2 separate regions of the Homo sapiens genome follow, and region 1 is linked to region 2. A link is an interaction called in ENCODE POLR2A ChIA-PET data of the cell type or tissue named here. Cell type or tissue: MCF 10A. All regions are shown on one strand. Each heading gives the region's core, and the rest is flanking DNA. Links, peaks and the distances in the headings are about the cores only. Region 1 overlaps PTPN3 (protein tyrosine phosphatase non-receptor type 3). Region 2 holds the start of PTPN3 (protein tyrosine phosphatase non-receptor type 3).

Evidence for each region. Peaks named below come from ENCODE experiments on the same cell type or tissue, not always from the same donor. Only the 100,000 strongest peaks of a DNase experiment are listed, where the experiment ranks them.
Region 1: POLR2A ChIA-PET joins it to region 2 with 11 read pairs; 3 of 35 experiments call an interaction of 5 or more read pairs at or near these places.

What each region holds. Positions count from the first base shown.
Region 1 is chr9:109,436,707-109,448,511 of GRCh38, reverse strand. PTPN3 (protein tyrosine phosphatase non-receptor type 3) reads left to right here. Exons shown (of 26, transcript NM_002829.4): 7 at 3,220-3,272; 8 at 10,278-10,398; 9 at 11,542-11,629. Among named protein-coding and RNA genes, the nearest start is that of PTPN3, 56 kb to the left of the region's middle. In MCF 10A, for the core only: a CTCF peak has its summit at 7,633 (motif pointing left); DNase peaks (open chromatin) are centred at 5,631 and 7,581.
Region 2 is chr9:109,492,827-109,504,631 of GRCh38, reverse strand. It overlaps PTPN3 (protein tyrosine phosphatase non-receptor type 3), which reads left to right and starts at 6,325. Exons shown (of 26, transcript NM_002829.4): 1 at 6,325-6,413. In MCF 10A, for the core only: no CTCF peak of the experiment used is centred there; a DNase peak (open chromatin) is centred at 6,951.

The DNA.
Region 1 (11,805 bases), core at 1,482-9,481, 55 kb after region 2:
GGCTTCATTCAGGAAGGCAGATCAGGCCTAATTTGGGTCCACTTTTGAGCCCCTTAGTACCCACGGATGACTCATTTTCTCTCTGGGAGGCTTTTTGCTCATTTGCCTGTGATTCAGTGCTTCTTGTGTTACCAAGACCATCTCAGTAGCTAGAAGGGAGAGGAAATTCCAAGCCGATGGTCCCTGAGCTACCTCCTTTTCTTGACTTAGGGAAGAAACTGCAGCAGGTAAACTGGTGGGAAGAGCACAGCTTATTCCCAGTCTCTTCACCGCACCCCCAACCCCTGTGAGTTTAGCCCTGGAGAGGAGGGTCTTCAGAGGTTACCAGCGTGCTGTACCATGAGGGAGCTGGAGTCTCACTGGGGAAATGAGACAGTATCCCATGAAGCAATTAGGAAACAATTAGAACCAATATGGGCAGTAGAGACAACAGTTGTCATAAGACTTGAGGAGCTCCTGCTGGTGTGAGCTAGAAAAGTCTTTATAGATTGCTAGGATGAGCCAGAATTGGGTTGGGTAGAGAAGTGAGGAGGTGGATTTCCCTGGGCAGTGAGAAGACACCCCACCCCCGACAGTCCCACTTGGAAACCACATGCTGAGAGCTTACAGGAGAATAGAGAGGGCTGTTCGTGTCCTACGTAGGCGGGCATCTTACATCTAGCAGGCAGAAGAGAACTGTTGAAGGTTTTTAAGCAGGAAGGATGTGGCAAGAGCCATATCCACAAAGATAGTATCATTGTGCACAAGGGAAGACTGGCAGAGGCCAGGGGCGGTTCAGTCTGGATGGAAGGGAATGGACAGCCTTCAAGGAAGCTATTGTAGCATCCAGGCCAGAGACCTGGGGGCATGGCAGTGAAGTTTGTGGAGAGAGGAGGTGGATAGTTAGAAGCAAGAGACACCTTGAGGAAAGGATTTCCAGAGCTGTTGACTATTGAGCACTCATAGAATTATAGAATTCTCATCACTTAGCTCATCCTGCCATTCAAGGTAGGAATGAGTCACTTCCCCAGCACAATCTACAGGTCTTCAGGCTTCTGCTTGATCACCCCCAGTGAGGGGGAGCTCACCCTTTCATGAGGCAGCATTTTTACATTTTAGGGTAACTCAAGGTTGAAATTACCGACCCCTCTCCTGGGTCCAGGCTGTCCTTAGCAGCTGCAGAAACCCATTCTTTCCTTCTCTTCTGCACACTTAGTCTTTTCCACAGATAGTTTGCAGTCACCTTTTTATGAGACAGGCACCGAACTACGCTGGTCAAATAAGGCCAGGGCCTTGCCTCCTCAGGAACTTCTAGTCTAATTCTCCAAATAATGGGTTGTCTTCAGTTTTTCTTCTCCAAACAAAATGCCCCTTGTTATTTCCATGTGAATCAGGGCAAATCTGTTAAGGCCACATCCTGGCTTAGATCTGTGGCCCTTGTCAAGTCCTCACCACCTCTCTGAGGAGAGGGTCTCTGCTACCAAACGCTTCTCAGATGTGGATTTGTGTATTTGTAACTGTGGGTCTTTTGACAGGCCCAGTGGAACATATGGAGCACTTTTCCTAGGTGTCAAATTGTCCCGACTTGTTTGAGCCGTCCATGGTAGCCGGCACTCAAGGTGTCATCTCCTTCTTTCCAAGATGGTTGATCTCATCCAAGCCCTTCACTCAGCAGGTGAAGACCCTGAAGCCCAAGGTGAAAGAAAGGGATGTGTTTAGGAACATGCGGCCAAGTTGAGAGCAGAACAGAGGCTTCTGGTGTTCCCTAGTATGTATTTGGAACAGTTTTTGGAATGTTTTTCTTTCTGGTTTCTTCATAGGATTGTTTCTTCCATCTAGAGGGAACCTCCTCAGCCTCTTTTCTAAGTTGTTCCCCAAATCCCATTCACCTCCTCTTTCTCCAGCAAGGACACTGGCGTAGATTTAATCAAACCCCATCTTGTTAGGAGAGCAAATAGCTGATACTCATCCTGTTTCTGCCTATCCTCCCCACGAGCTCTCTAGATTTCCAGATGAACAAACAGAGGTGAGATCCCTGGACCTCATCTGTAACCTTGGGGAGATTATTTGCAAGTCCCAGCAGGAACACAGCATCACTTGAGGAACAATGGGGGCCCCTCAGATAGGGAAAGTCGACTTCATATGCAGCTGCAGAACCAGCACACAGTGCAGTGGACAGGAAGCGGAACCCCTGGAGGGCCGCATTGTCAGAAAGGCGGAGTGGTTCACATCTTGGGTACTTCACGGGCTGCCATAGAAACTGTGTTCCCCACTTCCCACTGGGGTGCTGGGAAGAATTTTTAAAGTCCCAGTGGCTCCCAGTGTTGCTGTTAAGGATTCCTCCGTTTATCAGAGACCTCCCCACCCTTCAAGCCCTTCTTCCTGCCCTCCCCTAACCTGTTCTGCCCAGCAGTGACCCCTGCTCCAGGTCTGCTGGTGAGCTCCTGGGCAGGCCGTGGAGTCTGCAGTTGAATGCAGAAAAGAAAAGGGAGCAATCAGAGGATTCAAAATGTGCCTAAGACAGAGGTGGAGTCATTGGCAGAAACAGGGCACCTGGGAAAGCAGTGAGTTTAAGAGGAAAGGAGAACAAGGCCAACCCAAGTCCATGATTACTAGTGAATGGCACGAAGACTGAGAGACAGATCACTGAACTCTGTAGATCTTCAGGAGGGCAAATAGATAAAGGAATCCTAAGTCATCGTAATTAGTTAATTTAATTAAGGAATTGCAGGTTTTAAAATTGAAAATACCTTTCTACTTGTCCCTCCTAAGAGGATGTTACTATTTTAGAAAGAGGGTAATCTAGAACCAAAGGGTCATTAGAACTCAGGAATTTAGTTAGAGAGCCCTATGATGAGTCTCAGGTCTTTACTAGAAAGATTTAAAGGCTGCCCATTGATCTCAGAGTACAATTTTTTTACTTTTTTTTCCCCTCTTAGAGATAAGAGCCTGACCCTTCTTGAGCAGCCAAAACACTGGCCAGCATTAGTCCTTTAGTTTCATGGTATTTGTGATGGATATTATTTTAAACATGAAAAGGTTTTATTTTTAAAAAATTTTAGTGTATTACATTTGCCTTTACTGTTTATGTGCAGCATAAAGTTGCTTTTGTTACAATTCATGTTGTTTTGTAATGGTTGATCAAAGCAAAGAAAGACATGTGTTACTACGCATGATCTGTCAATGTTTAAGGCTGTTGTTGGTTCTTGTGACTTTGCTAATATGTTTTTCTCCTGACAGGTTAACCTGCCCTCTTAACTCAGCAGTGGTTCTAGCGTCCTATGCCGTACAATGTAAGTCACAAAGGGAGCATTTCACGGATGGACAGGTTGTTCTGATCAGTGTGTGGAGAAAGTCACTGGTTCCTCCTGCTTGACCAAGTCCCTCTTCCCCAGGAATCCTGCTGGGCAGCATATCTCTGGCTGTCCAGATATGTGTTTCTACTCAGACTGGCACTCTCCTGTAGCATGGGGATGTTAGATTAAGGAAGGTGGTTAAGGGGAAAGGAATGAATGAACTGTGGTGTGAAATTTTCTCCAAGGGAGCCCATCAGACAGCAGACAGCTGTTGCACATTGCATTTTCCAGAAACTTTGCTCAGGCATTTGATCTGATCTTCATACAAATCCCAGTGGGACAAATATTTGTATCAGTCATCCCTTATACACATGGAAACCTAGACCCAGCTAGGTTAAGAAATTTGCTAGGAGTCACCCCTGCTGCTTGGTTGGTGCTACTCTAAAACACTACTGGGATCTTAGGAATTTCTTTTCAGAGTTGCAGTATAGCTAATGGATTGTATATTGATCTATACCAGTGCTATTCAATAGAAATATAATGTGAATCATATATGTAACTTAAGTTTTCTAGTACACTCATTAAAAAAGGTAAAACGAAACAGGAGGTTTTTTATGTTTTATTTAATGCAATATATTGAAAATATTAGCATTTTAACTTAATGTACAAAGTTATTAGCAAGATATTTTACATTTTTTTTATACTAAGTCTTTGAAAATCAGTCTGGATTTTACACTGACGGTACATCTCAATTTGGACTAACCGCACGTCGCTAGTGGCTACCATATTGGATAGAAAGTCCAGATGGAATTTTCTTGAAGGCTGGTTTAAACTGGAGTAGGAATCCGCTCATTCAATCAGCAAAACTTTATCGAGGGTATATTCCCTTCCAAGTCCTGTGGGTAGATGCTGGGTAGGCACAATGAAAAGAACGTATAGCCAGATGAGAGCAAAATGTCACTTTATAGTAGCTAGCTTTGTGGTGGCAGTACAGTTCATCAGCATAGTACTCAGGTAGAGCCATTTGCAGCTCCAGACCTAAGAAATCTCCTCTACCAGAAGCCCAAACCATCTTGGCCTATTACCCTGTTGACCTACTGTGTGATAGATAGATAAGGCAGCAAGATGATCAGGTCTGAGAGCAGGCACTGGCTGAACTACACACCCTGCTCTGGTCTCAGAACAGGCAAAATAGCAAGAGAAGGCTGACGGACTCCTGAGGTGGCCCTAGGTCTGCCTATTTCCCTACCAGGAAAGAACAGAAATGAAGGAGGTGAAGAGCAAGGTGGCTGGGCCTGCAGCTTACCCACCCACCTGCATGGAACCAGGAGGTGGAGGGCAGGGGACATCAAAGATGACCCTATTCACGAGTAAGACGAGTACCAGAGTTAGTCTCTCCATCGATACCTGCATCGCCTCCTCCTTAGTGGGAAACTCAAAACAGGCGAATGGGCCTGGGTGGATTTGAACCTTCCCTTCTCCCTACAATATACCTGGGACAGGCCCGGCCATTTCACATCCATATGGGAAGTGGCATGGTCACCAGTTTGTATTCTTATGATCTGTAGACCTTGTGAACTCTGTGTCTGCCAGGCCAATCAGCTGAGGAGACTGAGCCTCCCCATGTCTCAGAGCAAGTTTGGTGTTCACAGCCTGAGCTTCAGGTTTATGAGGCAGGAACACTAACTAGAATATAGGCATATTCAATTTAAATCCTGGCATCCCTGGCCAGGTGTGGTGGCTCACGCATGTAATCCCAGTATTTTGGGAGGCTGAGACGGGAGGATCCCTTGAACCCCAGAGTCTGAGACCAGCCTGGGTATTATAGTAGGACCCTGTCTCTACAAAAACTGAAGAATTATCTGGGCATGGTGGTGTGCATCTGTAGTCCTAGTACTTTCTAAGGCTGAGGCAGGAGGATCACTTGATCCCAGGAGGTCGAGACTGGCATGGGCAACACTATGAAGCCCCATCTCTACAAAAAATAGAAAAATTAGCTGGGTGTGGTGGTGCGGTGCCTGTAGTCCCAGCTACTAGGGAGACTGAGGGGGTAGTATCTGTTGAGCCCCAGAGGTTGAGGCTGCAGTGAGCCATAATCATGCCATTGCACTCCAGCCTTTGTGACAGAGTGATACCCTGTCTCAAAAAAAAAAAAAAAAAATCTGATGTCTCCGGTGGCCAGTTATGTGGGATTGCCTCTCCTAATCTTGGTTTTCTCACCTGTAAAACTGAGGTGAGTGATTTAAGACAGCTCTCAATATGGCTACCTTGGTTCAAATTAAGCAATAATGTGAAGGTGATCTGTAACTAAAAATTCTTTATTGTTGGACCATCCCTGGCTGAGTCATTGAGAACTGGACTGGAGCCATATACCTAGGTCTTGCCTTTTCCACTTGTACCTGCCCGACTTTGAGCTTCTCCAGACCTCAGTTTCATTACCTGACCCATGAGGATAATAAGTGTCTCCTTCAAGGGTTGTAGTGAAGATGAAATGAGTGACTGTATGTAAAACTATTAGAATAGTGCATGGCACGTGTCAAGTGTTAGCTCTTACTGTATTTTCATGTCTGCCCAGAAGAAAGCTGTCAGGGAATTGCCTGTTGTAAACAGTAAATTCTATTTAGAGTAAAATTTAAAAAGCAAATAAAGAATTCTATCGCAGGCTTCAGTAGTCAGGTTCCCTTCTGCAAAGAACTGATAGAATGGGGGCTAAAGAAGTTGTGGGCACCTAAAAAGTACAAACTGGCTTCAGTAGAAATAGTCACATTACTGTCATGCTAATAGAATCATGGCTTATCAGGCAAGCAGTTTTAAGTATAAGCTTTTATCCCTCCACCCTCAATAAATATATATATTGCAGAGCATACATTTCTTTAAGATTAATACTTGTGCCAGGCACGGTGGTTCACGCCTGTATTCTCAGCGCTTTGGGAGGCTGAGGCAGGCGGATTGCGTGAGCCCAGGAGTTTGAGACCAGCCTGGGCAACATGGTGAAACCCTGTCTCTACAAAATATACAAAAATTAGCCAGGTGTGGTGGTACACCCCTGTAGTTCAAGTTACTGGGGAGGCTGAGGTGAGAGGATTATTTGAGCCCTGGAGGTCAAGGCTGCAGTGAGCCATAATTGCACCACTGTGCTCCAGCCTGGGCAACAGAGTGAGACTCTGTCTCAAAAAAAAAATTAATTATTGTATATGAAATTACTGGATCAAAAGGTACACCTACATTTTATGATATATTTTGCTAAATTCTTCCAAGAGGGGCATCTGATATAAGTCCTCACTGTGACCAGCTAACCAAAAGCACATTTTCTTATTACATAAAAAATAAAGTCCGGCATAGTGGTTTGCACCTGTAATCCCAGCTACTTGAGATGCTGAGGTGGAAGGATTGCTTGACCCCAGGAATTAGAGACTGCAGTGAGCCATGATCATGCCACTGCACACCAGCCTGAGCAACAGAGCAACCCCATCTCTTAAAAAAAAAAAAGTGATCTTCAGGTAAAGTACCCAAAAATATACAATGATGGAAAATTGTTAATGGCCTGCCAAGGCTTTATGAGGCTCAAAGAATAAAGTATATTTTTTGGAATATATGTTTATTCCAGAATGTTCCCTGCACCTGTGCCACATAGAGGTCTGTACCAGCCTCAGGGTGCACAGATGGATAAAACACACTGCTCTCCCCAAGGAGTCTACAGCCTGTAGGGAGGCAGATGTGGATGATACTAGCAGTGGAGATGGCCACCAGGGGTGCACTTCATCCTGCTTAGGGAGAGGGGAGAGCATCTGGGAAAACGTCCTAGGAATGACCCCTGAGAACCGCCTCTAAGATCAGGTTGGAGTTGAATGAATAGCAGGTAAAAGTCTTTCCAAGTACAACAGCCGGGCAGCTTGAAATGCTGTACTTTGGAACCTGGGATATACCCTCTCTTTGCTGCAAAACATAAAATATTATCAACCAGAAGAAAGCATGGAACTTAAAATGACAAGGTATTTCCCACATAAGCACTTCCTTTTTTGTTTGCTATAATTAGCTTTTGCATGTGTTGCTTTCTCACAGATAGGAAAATGGATTACTTAGGAGTTTGGAGCATATAGTATAGTAAGTAGGTAAGAGCAGGGACTATGGTCAGAGTCTAGCCTCCAAATTAGCAGCTGAGCAACAGTGGCAGACCCCTTTGGGTCTGTTTCCTTATGTGTTTAGTGGGGATAAAAAGCATTGCCTATATCACAGGGTTACCATGAGTAACAAGTGGGATGACATCATTGAAATCGATGTGAAACCGCCCAGTGTTTTGCAAATGTTTATCACTGTTTAACTTTGTTTCCCCCTAGTGGTTAGCACAGAGCTTTGCACAGAGTGGCCGCTTAGGATTTAAAGGGAAAACCACCCCACAGGGAGGCTCATTGGTTGTGTTCGAAGCTCAGAACATTTGTCAGCAACTTGCCTAAAGAGAGAACCTTGCTGTTCATGTTTGCAGAATGATACCAGGGATGGGACTGTTAACTGGTATGATGGATAACCTTATTGGGATCCAGGAGGATCTCCATGAGCTAATGAAACCAACAGAGTAAAGGTTCATAGGACTCCACCTTGAGGATCAGGAAAAGTCATTTACAGCATTTGGTTGGCCTTTGGGGACATGATTGCTGCCATCAAATGGCCAGCAGCGGCTCACAGGCCTGGCAGGCAGGCTGGTGGGGTGGTAGGAGCACTAACTGGGGTTCAGATCACCTGGGTTCTGATCTTGACCCTGTCCCAAAGGTGTCTTTTCCTTTCCAGACCGCAATTTCTTCACTCTTAACATGAGAGCTTTGAAGGAAGTGATTCTAATGCTTTCTAGCAATTTCCTCATTGGGCATGCTGTGTCAGGGCATTTAAATGATTTCCTGTGAACGCACCATGTGCGCTTAACCCTGCACAAACTCACCAGCCACATAGCCTTGACATTTCTTTCCACAGCTTGGCCACATTTGGCTGGCCTTAACAGCCTCTGGTCTAACCTTGACCAAGTCTGCATGCATTGGTCACTTGGCTCTCTGCCCTTTTCCCCTTCCAGAACTGAAATTTGCATCAGCCTCTGTACAGATCAGTTCTGAGCACCCAAATTTCTGAGCACCTACTGTGTGTCATGCCTGGTGCTGGGGGCCCTAAAGGTGAGTCTGACCCACTCCCAGCACTTGAGGCACAGTGTAGGAAGGAAACAGATCCCTTCGTTATGGTGTGGATCTCAAAAGAGCAGCCCTGTGTTGTGAGGGCAGTTAGGTGAACAAGGCTGAATGAAACATAACCTTTGCATCTTCCCTTTTTTTTTTTTTCTTTTTTGAGACAGAGTCTGGCTGTGTCACCCAGGCTGGAGTACAGTGGCTCAGTCTCGGTTCACTGCAACCTCTGCCTTCCAGGTTCAAGCGATTCTCATGCCTCAGCCTCCCAAGTAGCTGGGATTACAGGCATGCACCATCATACCTGGCTAATTTTTGTATTTATACTAGAGATGGGGTTTCACCATGTTGGCTAGGCTGGTCTCAAACCTCTGACCGCAGGTGATCCACCCGCCTTGGCCTCCCAAAGTGCTGGGATTACAGGCGTGAGCTACCATGCCCGGCTGCATTGCCCTTTCAACTTCATGGTGAAATTCACCCAAGCAGCTACCTGTCTCACCCACTTCCCTTCTGAGATTGGCCACAAAGTATCACCATATCTTTCCCATACTCTGCCCTTGTAACAGAGAAGGAGTTATTTGATTTGGAAATCTTTGGTGTTGAATTGAGAGTCCTCAGGAGGCTCCTGGCATTGCAGCGAGCTACAGGAAGAAATTCATTAAAATATTTGGAAAGATCAGGACTAATTTTTTTTTTAAAGATGAAGTAGAAGCTTTTTTTTGTTTTGTTTGTCAAGAAAATGGAATACGAGATCGGTTGCCCCATTAGAGGTAGAGATTATCTCCTCAATTCTGTTTTTAGACAAATGGGAAAACTTGTGGAGAAGGGAAATGGATGTCCTCAGGTCCCATAAGCCTGGTCCTTTGCTCTTCACCTGGTGCCATCCTTTTTCCCAGTTTCCTCAATGGTCCAGACACCCAAATGGTTTGAGTCCTTGAGGCAGCCATGGACACTTGTACAGGTTGAGCACTGCACAACTCTCAAGAATGCCCATCACATCATAGGCATCAACAATTCAATTCACATTGGCAGACAACAGTCAAGGGTCTCAAGGGAGCAGTACCATTTTGCCCAGGGGCTAGTCTGGAAGTCACCCTTCCTTTTCCCTCTGCACCTGCAGGTCCCTAATGTGATTCCCCTGATAGCCCCAGAATCTCTCTTCATATCTTCTGACTCCCCTTAGAATGTGTCTTTCTCCCTAGGAACTTTGCTGTTGCCTGAGCCCTGACCATTCAGCCCCACTCCCACCCACCTTTTGTCCCTGTGGCCTCTGAGCACATCCTGGTCCCCTTTCTTCCACACCTCCCTGAATCCCAGGGGATGGGTCAGGATGTGGAGAGTGGTCAGGTCGGCATGGCCTCCCTTCTGCCTACACCCAGTTTTTAGAGCAGATTGGTCCAGTGTTATGGTAACCTTGGGGTATGGCAGAGAAAGCCTGCACCGTGTGTGGCATATGGATTGTGGCATTTCCCCCAGTGGGTTCTCTTTATCCAGTGGCATGAGTGCAAACTGCTGTGCTGACCACAGTGTATGGAAGAGGTGTGGGATTAGAACAGGGCCTAGGTTCAAACACCGTCTCCTAATTTTCTCCCTCTGTGTCCTTGGGGAGAATGAGAATTTGATTGGATCATGTGTGATAGTATCTTAGCCTATAGTGAAGGCTCAGATAAGTGTGGAATCTGGAGCTAGTGAGAAGCTTCAGTTCATGTGGTGTAGAACTTACCAGAAGAGTATTTCTAATTAATGTTATTCTGATGATGCTGTAGATGCTTATAAATGCAAACCATATTAAAAAGGCAAAACTAATTATGATTTTCCCCTTCTTCTGTCTTGATAGCTCATTTTGGAGACTATAATTCTTCCATACATCATCCAGGCTATCTTTCCGATAGTCACTTTATACCCGATCAAAATGAGGACTTTTTAACAAAAGTCGAATCTCTGCATGAGCAGCACAGGTGAGGGGGGCTGGGGTGGCCTACTTTGGGGACTTGGGTTGGGTATTTTCAGACATCATATCCCTTTGTGTTTGATGCAGCCTCTTTCTTTTGTGCATGAATCCTCTTTCAAGATGTCGGGGGTTTTTGAACCTTTGAGCTGGTATGGTGGCAGATATATTTGGCATAACTAGCATTTCTGTAAAGTGTAAAATCCAGTAAGAGTTTAGGGTGATAGCTGCTGCGTCCTTTTCAGGATGTCATTGAAATCAGTAAATTCCTGAAGGAAATGCCCATTTTGAAATCTGATTGCCCCACCAATGGACTGTACCAAGGTAAACCTCTTAGCAGTTTACCACATTTAATAAAACAAGCTGTTCCTTCAGGTCTTGTTAAACAGACAGACAGATGGACGTACAGTGCTGACCAGTCTCCTGTGTTCAGTTCATGAAAAGTGCCCTATGTCCAAGTGGGGAGCATGAGTCTTCTGCAGTTGCCCCTGCGTATTTGTTGCGAGCCTCAGCTCCAACACATATGCCCAATTCTGGCTGCTCTTCCCCTTCCTTGTTTTACTTAAAGCTACAGCAGCAGCTGTGCAGTCCAGGTCAAATAAAGGCCACCCTGACCAAGAAGGCCAGCTCTCAAGGGGCTGCTCTCTTCTTGGGAAAGCCATAAAAACAAAGGCCAGGCAACCAAGTGTCCTTTCTAAGAAGGCATTGCCAAACCTCTCTCCCAGAATTACTCCCAGGGCAGAAGTCAATCTCCTAAAATAGTACGGGGCCAGTGGCGTTTGAAAGTTTGAGGCCACTGCCAAAAGAAGAGATAAAGGCAGAGAGACCTAAAGATTCCCTACTAATTAGCAACTTGGAATAATTAGGGCAGGGATTCTGAAAGGTAACAGTCTTCTCCGTCTGAATATTGTGAGCCCACTAAAGGGGAAGTATTATTTAATTTAAAAACAAGAGGGTCTAGAGGGAGTCACATTCAATGGATAAGAATAAAAACTTGCTTTAGTAGAATTTAGCATTAGATTGCTGAAGATTGATAACATAAGGCATTTAATAACCTTACAGAAATGGTATCAAATGTTCTAGATTTTTTAAAATTGGAGTTAATGCCCTCTCTTTATTGGATGAACTCTGCTTTTTGTCTTTTCTTCCGTAGTGGGCTAAAACAATCAGAAGCAGAATCCTGCTATATCAACATAGCGCGGACCCTCGACTTCTATGGAGTAGAACTGCACAGTGGTAGGGTATGTATTCTTGTTATGTCTTGGCTCAAACATTATGTTTTTATTTTAATCTCTGAGAGTTTGAAAAATTCTTTGATGAAACTATTTCTTTTTCATTATAACAGGACTTTTTAAAAGATATTTGGAAGGTTTATTAAGTAATGCTGAATTTTTTGTTGGTCATTTGTCCAATTGCT
Region 2 (11,805 bases), core at 2,177-10,176:
CTCCATCCTTGAGGGTTCCCACAAGTGTCCTTGAAGGTCTGGGAATCATCTGAGTTTATTGTTTAATGTCATCTTTCCATCTCTATGATAATATTAAAAATATATGCATAATCTGGACTGTCTGGCTGACCCCCTTATAGCGGAGGGCTGCTATATAATTTTGGTTCCCTTATTTGAATCTGTGTTTACCACCAAACTGGCATCAACTGACCACCCCAAGGGAAAGAATTTACTTTTTGATGAGCTGACAAGCACATCTGGCAGCCATGAGGTTGGCTTGGCTCCCTGTCCAGCTGAGACTGAAAGGCTGTCCTTCTTGGGACTAGAGGATGAAGGGAGGGCCCTACGGGTCTGGTGCCTGATACCTCTCTGACTCCATCTCCTGCAGCTTTCTCCCTTGCTCACCAGCTTCTTTAATCTAGAGAGGCTCCCTCAAGGGCCTTGGTATCACCCATCCTATTCTCTCTGACCAGAAGATTCTTCCCCCAGATACCCGCAAGAATAACACTCTCATCTCCTTCAGGTCTTTGCTTAAGTGTTTGCTTAAGAGATTACGTTTCTCAATCCTATTTAAAATTACAACTCTCTGCCCCCATCCCTCTCCCTACTATACTTACCCTGCTCTTTTTACAATTCATTTATTTATGATGTTTATTGTTCCTTGTACCTTGCTCTATTAGACCGTATGCTCCATGAGAGCAGGGATATTTTTGTTTTGTTCACAGATGTCTCCCAAGCACTTAGAGTAGTGCCTGATACATAGTAGGGTATATAATAAATATTTAATGAATGAATCTACCAATGTCTAATTGACAACAATCCCTTCATCACTGCTCTTGTACTCAAATTTATCAGTTTTACAGACAAAATCCCTCTTTTACAGTGATAATTTGCAGAGGAAAGACTTTTTTTTTTTTTTGAGATGGAGTCTCACTCTGTTGCCCAGGCTGGAGCGCAGTTAGTGGTGCAATCTTGGCTCACTGCAACCTCTGCCTCCAGGGTTCCAGCGATTCTCCTGCCTCAGCCTCCCAAGTGGCTGGGATTACAGGCATGTGCCACCACACCTGGCTAATTTTTGTATTTTTTTTAAGTAGAGACAGGGTTTCACTATGCTGTCCAGGCTGTTCTCAAACTCCTGACCTCAGGTGATCTGCCTGCTTCGGACTCCCAAAGTGCTGGGATTACAAGCATGAGCCACCTTGCCCAGCCGAGAAAGACATTTTTCAATGGATAAAACATTAGGCTGAAATGTTTGTGTTTCTCAAAGTGAGATTCATCGAGTCCAGGAGCCTTAGAACACAGGCTCAGGGGATGAAGTGTCCTGAATTTGACTAACGCTTCTCTAGCATGCTCCTGGCTGACCACCTTCTCGCTCCTGAGCCAGAAATAAACATCTTGCTGTCATTCACCATGCCTGGTGACTCTTTGTCGGTAGGCAGGGTGGGCTTCACCCTCCATGAAAGGAGCCTCTCACTTTTTTTTGAGCAATTCTGGAGTAGTCATTTTCCCTCTCTTTACATCATTTTCTTTAGCTTGCCAACTTTTGAATTTGTTTCATTTTTCCAGATTATGAAAGAAACATACATAAGATTTAGAGAACTATAAAGACATACAAAAAATAGACACCCAAAGACTTGAAATTCTCCTAATTTGTAAAAGATAACTTCTGTAGCCTGCCTCTCTGCACATAAATGCAATAGTCAGACACACCACCAATAATATTTTGGTGCAGTTTTTCTAGTTTTTGTTCTATGTGTATGCATTAAATTGAAATACAGGAAGTTACCGATGTTCAACCATTTTGACCCATAAAATGGCAATTTCATATTTATTTATTTGAGACAGAGTCTTGCTGTTGTCCAGGTTGGAGTGCAGTGGCACAACTAGGACTCACTGCAGCCTCAACCGCCCTGACTCAAGTGATCCTCCCACCTCAGTCTCCCAAGTAGCTGGGACCACACATGGGTGCCACCACATCCAGCTAATTTTTTTCTTATTTGTAGAGACAGGGTCTCACTACATTGCCCAGACTGGTCTCAAACTCCTGTCCTCAAGCAATCCTCCCACCTCAGCCTCGCACAGTGCAGGGATTACAGGTGGGAGCCACTGCACCCTGCCTGGCAATTTATAGTTCAACCTACTGAATTCCCACATACCATACCATGTGTATTTTACATCATATTCTTTTCATGTCATTCTAACAGCACCACTTGCCCATGTATTTATGGATTCTCGGGCTCTTCATAAGCTTGCATTAACAGCACAAATAATTGATGAGCATTAGCATCTCAGCTCAGAGCACTGCTTTGTAAATCACTGGAGCAGTACAAGTAGGGCAGACTTCCCAAGTCTTGATGCGAATGACAATCCTCAGTGATTCTTCCAGGAAACTCTTCCTATAAATTCCCTTAACCAATTGCCTGCATACAGTGCCTGGCACCTGATTTTCTGCCCCAATGGCAGCTTCTGGGAATGCTGCTAATAACTATGTTTAGATGTTCATCTCTTGTTCCTCTTTTACGAATCTGGTCCATTACCTGTGATGTATATTCAGTTTGTAGCGTATCTTACTCTCCAATAAAATGATGCTCTTTTGTTTTCTTTGTTGTTATTGTTTTTCACGGTTTCTGGATCTTTCAGCCAGGTACAGTCTACTGGCACTAAGAGAGAGAGGTGACTATATTTTTGAGCTTCGCAGGAGGAGGGCTGCTCTTACGGTCCTGGCTTTCTCTCAGCAAACATCATCAGGACTATCAGCTCTCTGTCATTTCATCACAGAAAAGTCCCTGAGGAGTCCATGGACCAGGTGGTTCCATCATGTTGTGATCCTGCCTCCAAAGTGAATGCCCAGAGACGATAATCTATGTGGGTCCTCTCTGGACCAGTCGATCTGGGACTGAGTACAGCTCTATTCCCAATTGGGCTTTAATTTGCTCTACACTTGGCTGAGTTCAACAATAGCCTAAGAAGATTATGTGCCCATTCAAAAGCCCCATTTACGTAAGGTTTGGGAGCTTATGATATAAGATCAACTGTCATTGGTAATAATAACCTTATGTCACTCCAGATGCAACAGCTTAAAAGGATAGACTTTAACATTTTGGCCCCAAGAATAAAACAGTAACAGGAGACTAGAACATTTAAAGGTAATCTGTAGCCTACAAACACATCAAAGGGTAGAGAAAATAAGGCAAAAAACCCTACAAAATTAGATGACATATAGCTTCTCTTATCATCAATACATGGTAATCTACTACACAGAGAGGCAGTGTGTCCTAAAACCTAACACCCTGACTTTGAGATCAGATTGACTTGTGTTCAAATCCTCACCCCCTTAACAGCTGTGAACAGCCCCTAGATTGTTTTCTCTTCTGTAAAACTGAGCTAAAACACCCACTCTGTAGAGTGATGGTAAGGATTAAAGAGAGAATATATATAAAATATTCATCGTACTTGAGCTTGATAATAGCAGTTACTGTAACTGGATATACACAAAACAAGAATTTTTAATTTGATCTTTTAAATGCTTATTATTGCAAACATGTCATTGTGACATTAATAAACTTTTAAAAAACACCCAAACTTACTACTCCAAAAAAATGACTAGTTAATTTTCCCATATTTCCTTCCAGTCTTGGTGAATGTGTCAACACCATGTTTATACAATCTATTTGTGTTTTTAGCTTTTTTTTTTTTTTTTATTTGAGACAGAATCTCGCTCTGTCATACAGGCTGAAGTACAAATGGTGCCATCACAACTCACTGCAGCCTTGACCTTCCTGGCTCAAGAGATCCTCCCACCTCAGCCTCCCATGTAGCTGAGGCCACAGGTGCATGCCACCACACCTGGATAAGTTTTTTTTTGTAAAGATGGGGTCTTGCTATGTTGCCCAGGCTGGTCCTGAACTCTTGGGCTTAAGCTACCTTCTCACCTGGATCTCCCAAAGTGCTGGGATTACAGGCATGAGCCACCTCACCCGACCTGTTTTCTGCGGTTTTTTTTTTTTTCATTTAACATTGTACCGTGTTTTCCCTGTTGCAACATGGTCTTTTTAACTTAGTGTAAGATAGTTATTATTTCAACTAATATACCATAACCTAATTAATCATCCCTCTGTTATTGAGTACTTAGTTTGTTTCCAATTTGGGGAGTATTCTTTCATTTTGTTCCTGCTTCTGTTATGGTGATTTAAAACGCATGATTTTTAAAATATTTAGGTCTTTCCTTTAGGTGTAAGCATGTTCCTAGCTCAAAGTTGAGGGCATCGTTTAAGCTAACAGCTGTTAGCTGTGGGAAAAGAAAAGGTAATTTCAGTCTAGGGGTCAGCAGATTAAGACAACTTCGAAAATTCACACATCCTCCGTTGACCTCGGTTTCCTCATCTCAGCAGTTGGCAAACTGGCATGAGGATGACGGCTGATTTTGGTAGGCACTCAAGAAATGGATCTTTAAGGTGGTCTAAACACGTTCACGTTCCTTATTTCACTCAACTTCCACTCGGGTGCCCAGATCGAAGCGTAGGTATTCACAATGGTTGAAGCACAGAGAGGATAAGGCAGTGGGGAAAGGACAGAGAATGCCTCCTGCTGAGCCCGGGGGCGCTGGGTGGAGCTCTGCGGGGGGCGTCGCCTGCCCCTCCAGGGGGCTCCTCCTTCCGGGGGCTCCGGCCCCGCCCGGCTCCGAGCATGCCCAGTGCGCTCCCCGCCCGTCCGAGTGGTGCTGAGCGGGCGCCGCGGCTCCAGGTTTTGCTGGCGACTCGAGGCCGGGCCGGGCCGGGCGGGGCGCGGGCGGTCCTGCCCCTGGACTCCGGGCTCCGTCGGAAATCCCCCCGACGCGATGCACGGGCGGCACCCGCTGCAGCGGCGCTATCCCGGGACGTGCGACTCCGGGACAAGGACCGAAATGAGGTTCCAGGGGCTGCCGAGGCCTCAGTCTATCCCTGGAACGACTGCCCCCAGGACCTGGCACCCAGGCCCGACTGGAGGGTTCCAACCATCTCTGCATCCCTTCGTTCACATATTCAACAAATAATGTTTGAGCGCCTAGTGTGTGCCAGACAGTGTTGCAGGGGGGTCACTGCAGTAAAGACAAGCAGAGCTACAGCCCCAAAGCTGACATTTAGGAGGGAAATACAACATGAGAATTAAACAAATCGGAGGAAAAGCCAAAGTGACCAACCTCATCTGCTCCTCTGCCTCCTTGCCGTTCCCTAAGCGGTCCGGCGCTCTTTTGGGTCTTGGCACTGGCTGTTCCCTCGGCCAGGAATGCTCTTCCCTGCTTATCTGCGTGGCTGAAATACCACTATCACCTTCTCAGTGTCACCCAATCAGACCGTCCATCAGCTCAAGGGCCCTATCCGACCGCTTCACTGAAAATTCACTGCTTACCTCCAGCCCCAAATCTCCTGACCCTGCTCTTTTTCCTCTTAGAACTTATCACTTTCTAATATAATGCATAGTTTGCTAATTTGCTGTTTATCTGTTACCTGTCCCTCTTTCCCCAAACTCCACTGGGGGACAGAATTTTTGTCTATTTGTTCCCCACGCGAGAAAAACCAGAATAGGTGCTCAATAAATATTTGCTGAAAATGGATAAATCACTGTTAAATGCTATGAAGAAAACAGAGTACACGGAGTGGTCAGGAGCAGAGGGCTAATCGAGGAAGGTGGTCAGGAAAGGCCTCTCTGAGGAGGGGACCTATGTACAATGAGAAGGCGCCGGCCACGTGAAAAGCTGGGCAAGAACGTCCCACAGAGGGAAAGGCGGGCGCCAATGTCCTGAGGTTAGTGAAGTTCGAGTGTTTGATGGACAGAAAGGCGCTCTAGGATCCGCAGGAAGGCAGGTGTGAGATGAGACGGAGGTGGGAAGCAGGAGCACAGATCAGGTAGGGGTCCCACGAGCCTTGGGGAGGTTTAACCAGGGAAGCTTACTAGTGCCAAGGGACGAGCACTGGACTGGAAGTCAGCGGGACCTCAGCTCAACCGCGCACCCGTCGTGCAAGACTCCTCATTTCAAAGTTTCTTTGGGCGCCGACTTCTTGCCTTCCCTAGGCATGAAATCACTGAGGGCCTGGCACACAGTAGGTGCCCAGTCATGGCTGTGGAACGAATGGCTGCATGCATGCGCGAGGGAACTCAGGACCTGCCCGGAGCTCGGCGGAGAGCCCCGGTGCCCCTAGGAGATGCGTCGGGGCGCGCCAGCCCGGGGCGGGGGCGGGAGAACACCGCAGGCCAGCCCGGACGCCCGCCCCCCGCCCGGCGCGCGGGCCCGTCGCGGCCAGCCCGGCCGGCGGGAACCGCCCGCGGGCGGCACTGGGCATGCTCAGACGGCGGCCAGGTCGCGCCGCGAGCGAGCTTCCGCGCCGCCCGCACGCGCGACCTACCTGGGCGCTCCGCGCCCCCGGATGCTGCAGGTACGGGCCCGTGCGACCCCAGCGGGCCGGGGGCAGGGTGCGGGGCTGCCGGGGGCCGGGGTCGCGCTCGGCGCCACCCCGCCCCCACCCGTCCCTGGGGCGCGCGGCGGACGCGCGGGCGGGCTGGCGGGTGCGGCTGCACCGGGATCCCCGCACCACGTCGGGGCGGGGAGGGGGCGCCCCGCTGCGCTCACCTGGCGGGGCCGGGGCGGGAGGGCGCGGGCGGGGCGCCGGGTGGGGCTCGGCCGGGGCGGGCTGGCGGCCGGGACGCGGCGCCGGAGCGTGGGCGTGCGCTCCAGCCGGGCAGGGGCGGGCGCAACCCGCGGAGCCCGTGCGTCCGGCACCTCCGGAGGACCCCGTGCCGCCGCGACCCCGGCTCGGGGCTCCGAGGGGGCACACAGCCCGCGGGGAGCTAGCCGAGAGCGGCTGCCAGCGCTCGGCTCCCAGGGCGAATCCGCCTCTCGGCTTTCAAAGATGGCATTTCCTGGGCCTGGCACGAAACTCCAGAGCCAATAAATCCTCCCCGTTCCGCGGACGATATGGAATGATTTATCAGGTACCTGCGGTGAGACAGCTGCAGATGGGGGAGTGTATGTGAGAGTGCCCAGCCCCCCCGAAATTCCCATTTTCAGCTACCTAAACTTACTGAGAAGTTGCGGTTGCCTTAAAAATTCATGGGAAGTTGAGACAACTTGACACCTGGGTTTTCCAAGCTGGTGGAAAGAGCTTGTGACTTGGAAACTGGAGACCTCCGTTCAAGTTGGGCTCCCCCTTGGCCAGCTGGTGACCTTGGCAAGTTGTTTAACCTCTCTGGTCCTCAGTTTCCTCCCTTGCAATCAGCTGGTAATAATGCCCACCTCGCTGGGTTGTTGAGTGGATTAAGTGGGATAAATTATGTGGAGGTGTTTGGCACCGTGCCCGGCACAAAGCTAGCAAGCAGTTGGCGTGATGTGAATTTAATTCGTTTAGAGACCCTCGTGGCTCTCATTTCAGGAGGAAATTAGAATTAGGAAACCATCTTCAGGGCCTAGTGGTGGAGTGACAGACCCTGTCTCTGTGCCCAGGAGAACTTCTGCCGAAGTCAAGGCCTTCGGAAAAACAATTTAGCCGAATTGTAATCAGAGAGCATCTCCTTTAAAAGCAGTTTTATACATTCAGAAACTCCAGAAGTTGGCAGTTGGCTTCACTTACAAAAGAGCTGTTTTGCAAGATGATCCATCTTGCAAATGTTTAAGCAGATGATGGGAGAAAGTAAAGCCTGCTTAGGAAGATTTCTGTTTTAAAAAGCTCCCAAATCCAACTTTAAGCGATTATTTAGATCAGGGTTTCTCAGCCTTGCACTATTGACATTTAGGGTTTGATAATTCTTTGTGTCCTGGGCATTGTAGGGTTTAGAAGCATCCCTGGTCTGTAGATTCCAGTAGCAATTCCTGTTCCCCAGTTGTTCCAATCAAAAATGCCTCCAGTATTGTCAGATGTCCCCTAGGGAGCAAAATGCCACCCCAGCACCCCTTTAGAACCACCAATTTAATTCTTGCTTTCTGTCATTAGCCCGAGTTGTTTGAGAATTTCATCTTGTGCTTTTGTAATAACTAACCTTTGCATAGCCTTATAGAACTTACAGAGTACATTCACCTGTATCGTCTTATTTAATCTTTACAACTCCCTTGTGAGACTGGTGTCACTCCCATTTTACAGATGAGGACATGGAGGCTCTGAGCAGCCAATTACACAGTATGTGGTAGAGCTGGGGTGTAACCCAAGTCTCCTGGTTCCAAGGGCAGGTCTTTTTCTTCTGCATCAAGCTGCCTGTCCCTTTGTTGTATGGAGGCTTTGATATGGATGACTTTCCGGATGATTAAATCAAGATGTGAAGTATATTGGAAGTTGGAAACTTTTCTGAGATTGACTAGTTGAAAATTAACAACAGTAAGCTATTATCTGACAGAGTAGGCCATTCTAGTTAAATATTCTAGTTTATAGCGAGCTCCCATAAATCCCACATGCAGTTAATGGAATACCAATTTGCAGAGAATTAGAGTAGAATAGAACGTGCCTAATACTCTGTATTGATCCTGCGTTTTCTCTGGTGATTTGCCATCTCCTAAAAAGGACTCATATATGCAAATTAGACATTAGCTGGGGAATATAAAAGGTCAAGTTACTGAAGGCATTTCAGAGTAGCTGAGGCATTTATTGAACTTCTGTATGGCAGATGTAGTGCTGAGTGGGGATGTGGGGTGCACCCCAGAGAATCCAGGTTGCCTGCATCCACTTCCGTGCAGGAAAGGGCAGGCCCTGGTCAGGCCAGACAGGTGGTGGGCCCTCAGACAGCTTGGAGCAGGAGAAAAAGCCCAAGTTACCATGGAAGCAGATTCAGGATCCCTTACCATATCATCAGTCATGTCTCTGACCCCTCGATTCATCTTTTATCATACAGAAGATACTCTGGTAGTTTTAAGCATTCTCATTCAAGTCTCAGAGACCTGGTTAGGGAGGCAAGGTCAGAGACAAATCTTATCCCTGGAAAAAGCTGGGGTTCCGAGGTGGTAATTGGCTTCAGAGAATTGAGAGCAACGCTTTGTTGGCTGTGAACTGGAAGGTTTCACACACAGTGGGGTTTGTTGCTGCCAAACCCCACCCCATTCCCCACCTTGCAGATAAGGAAACTGAGCTGGCAAAGGTAGAGTGGGGCCAGGAGCAAGAGGGACCAATTTTGACCTTCTGAACTACAGGTCCAGGCACACAAGAGACATTTTCTAGGACAGGCATAACCTACCAGAAGGGCTCAGCTTTGGGGATGGGAGGGAGTGAGAAGACATGGCACCCTGCCTTTCCCCAACCCTCCGGGTTTGTGGTGGTTGAGAAAAGACCAGCAATTTGTGGTCCCTACATCTTTTCCCAGGAGAGCTCACCTTCCAGCATTGCGGTCCTGGAAAGCAGGGACAATGCCTCTTTATCTTTTCCCAAGATCTGTTGTAGAAGCTGGAATGCTGAAGGCACCCAGCACATACCCTGGTCTGGAAGGGCTGGTGGGGGTGCAGTAGCCTACCCAGCATCAGCTCTTCATTCCAACTCTAATAGAGACAGGAGGAGACCAGGTCAGTGTCCACACTGCTCTTGGCTGGGTCCAGGTGACCTCAGAGCCTGATCTTATAGATGTCTTCTTTCCTCTGGCCGAGAAGGACCTGAGAAGTGCTTGGTAAGCCCCTGGCTGAAAACTGATTTGGTAATGGGTTCTAAGACCCAGAAATGTTGCATCTCCAGAGCTTCTGCTTGTGTGTGCACCTGAAGCTTCCCACTGCCCCCAGGTTAACTTGTTATTCCAAGACCAGGTGTGAGCACAGATTTAACAGCAAATTGAGACATTTATTGAGTCTCTACCATGTATTAGGCCATAGGGCTACAGAGGTGAACGCTGAACCCCTGCCTTGGAAGGATTCATGGTGGATTTGGAAAGACAGTTTGTATATGTGTATGTGCGTCCCCATCCATCTGTCCATGGTCCTGTAAGTACTTTAAAAGGATAAGCTAGGTGCAAGAGACACCAGAGGATGCAGCCATTCATTCCGATGGGCATCAGGAGACACTGTGGAGCGTAGTTCTAACCATGGGGAGAAGTTAGTTCTAACTTCAAGGCATAATTTGAATTAAGCCTCAAACTTAGGAACAAGATGGCATTTAGGGCAGGCAAAACAGCAGGGGCAAAGGCATGAAGAGACTTTGTGGATCATAGGCGTGGTGATTCTTCTCCAAGTCCAACCTGGTCTTTTTTGTTTTTTGAGACAAGGTCTCACTCTGTCATCAGGCTGGAGTGCAGTGGCCCGATCATGGCTCAAGCAGTCCTCCTTGTACCTCGCACCTGGGACTACAGGCATGTGCCACCACACCCAGCTAATTTTTTATTTTTTGTGGAGACAAAGTCTTACTATGTTGCCCAAGCTGGTCTCGAACTCCTGGGCTCAAACAGTCCTCCTGCCTTGGCCTCCCAAAGTGTGGAGATATAGGCGTGAGCCACCGCACCCAGCCAAATCCAGCCTCTTGGTGTTCACTAATGCAGAACCCACCTGCTCTGGTTCGGGTCTGCTTTATCTCTGTACATGGGCCAGGCCTCACCTAGCCCAGGGCTAAGTGCCTATTCTCCTTGTTTTCACCTGGATGGGAGCAATGCCACTGTGTTGTCTTTGAGGCAGGAGTAACTTCTGCAGGGATGCCTCTGGTTTTAGTTATCAGCACTAATCTGTACTTATTGGTTGCCACACACTGTTGTGAGTGCTCTCCAAATAGTAACTTAATTCATTTAATCTTCACAGCAACCCTGTCGCCAGGCTGCCTCCCAGGTACAAGTAGGTGGGGGCTGAACTCCTCTGCCCAGTGTATGTCCCTCTGTGGGTGATGCTCTGATTGTGGCCCGGCCTCCCCCTGGCTGCCTTTACATAGATGTGCCGGGAAACAGCCCAGTCTGAATTGCAGTGGAGCACTGACCCCATTTCCTTTAGGGGACCGGCAGGACTGTGCTGACTGCGTTTTCTGAACCAAAGAACGGGATCTGTAGTGTGAAAAAAGAATGTGTGTGCCACTGCTTTGTGCAAGAGGAGGCCTGAGAAGTGTTTGGATACTGAGAGAGTGGAATTTTTGAAACATTTTGATGGTTTATATGGAAAGTTAGGACAGAGGATTTGAAATTGGAATAGTCCTGGAAAATTGAGGTCCCATGATTTACTGTTAGGATACACAAGCTTTTAGTAAATGTTTAAGCAGTGTAGAGTGAAGTGAATTTTTTTTACTGAGCCCCCATAGGGAACAAACAGTGCATTTTAGCCTCAAAATCTGACTGATTCCTTCCAGCCCCATTTTACAGAGGGGGTGAGAAAACTGAGGCTCAGAGAGATGAAGTAACCACCAAAGAGCACAGTGTTTGTAAGCAGTGCAGCCGAGATTTGTCTTTTTGGTTTTTGTTTGTTTGTTTGTTTTTTAAATATAGAGAAAGGGTCTCGCCATGTTGCCAGGCTGGTCTTGAATTCCTCGGCTCAACTGATCTTCCTGCCTCAGCCTCTCAAAGTGCTGGAATCACAGGCGTGAACCACTGTGCCTGGCTGCAGCCAACATTTGAACCCAAGTCTGTGCCTAGACAAATCATCTGTTGTCAAAGTCAAATAAAATATAAAAACAGATGTTTCTCTAAATTTAAAACATTTTGCTTGGGAAGTAAGAATAATAATTTGGGAAATCTATACAGACTAGGTGGTCTTTGGTTTGGAAAACAAAGAGAATGTTGGGAGTTTTATTAGAATGAGAAATATTATGTATTGTTTTGAAAAAAGTCCATCGGCACTAGAGAAGCTCTTCGGGAGCTGGCAAGCTCTGATTGTTGCATGATGGTAGCAGATAA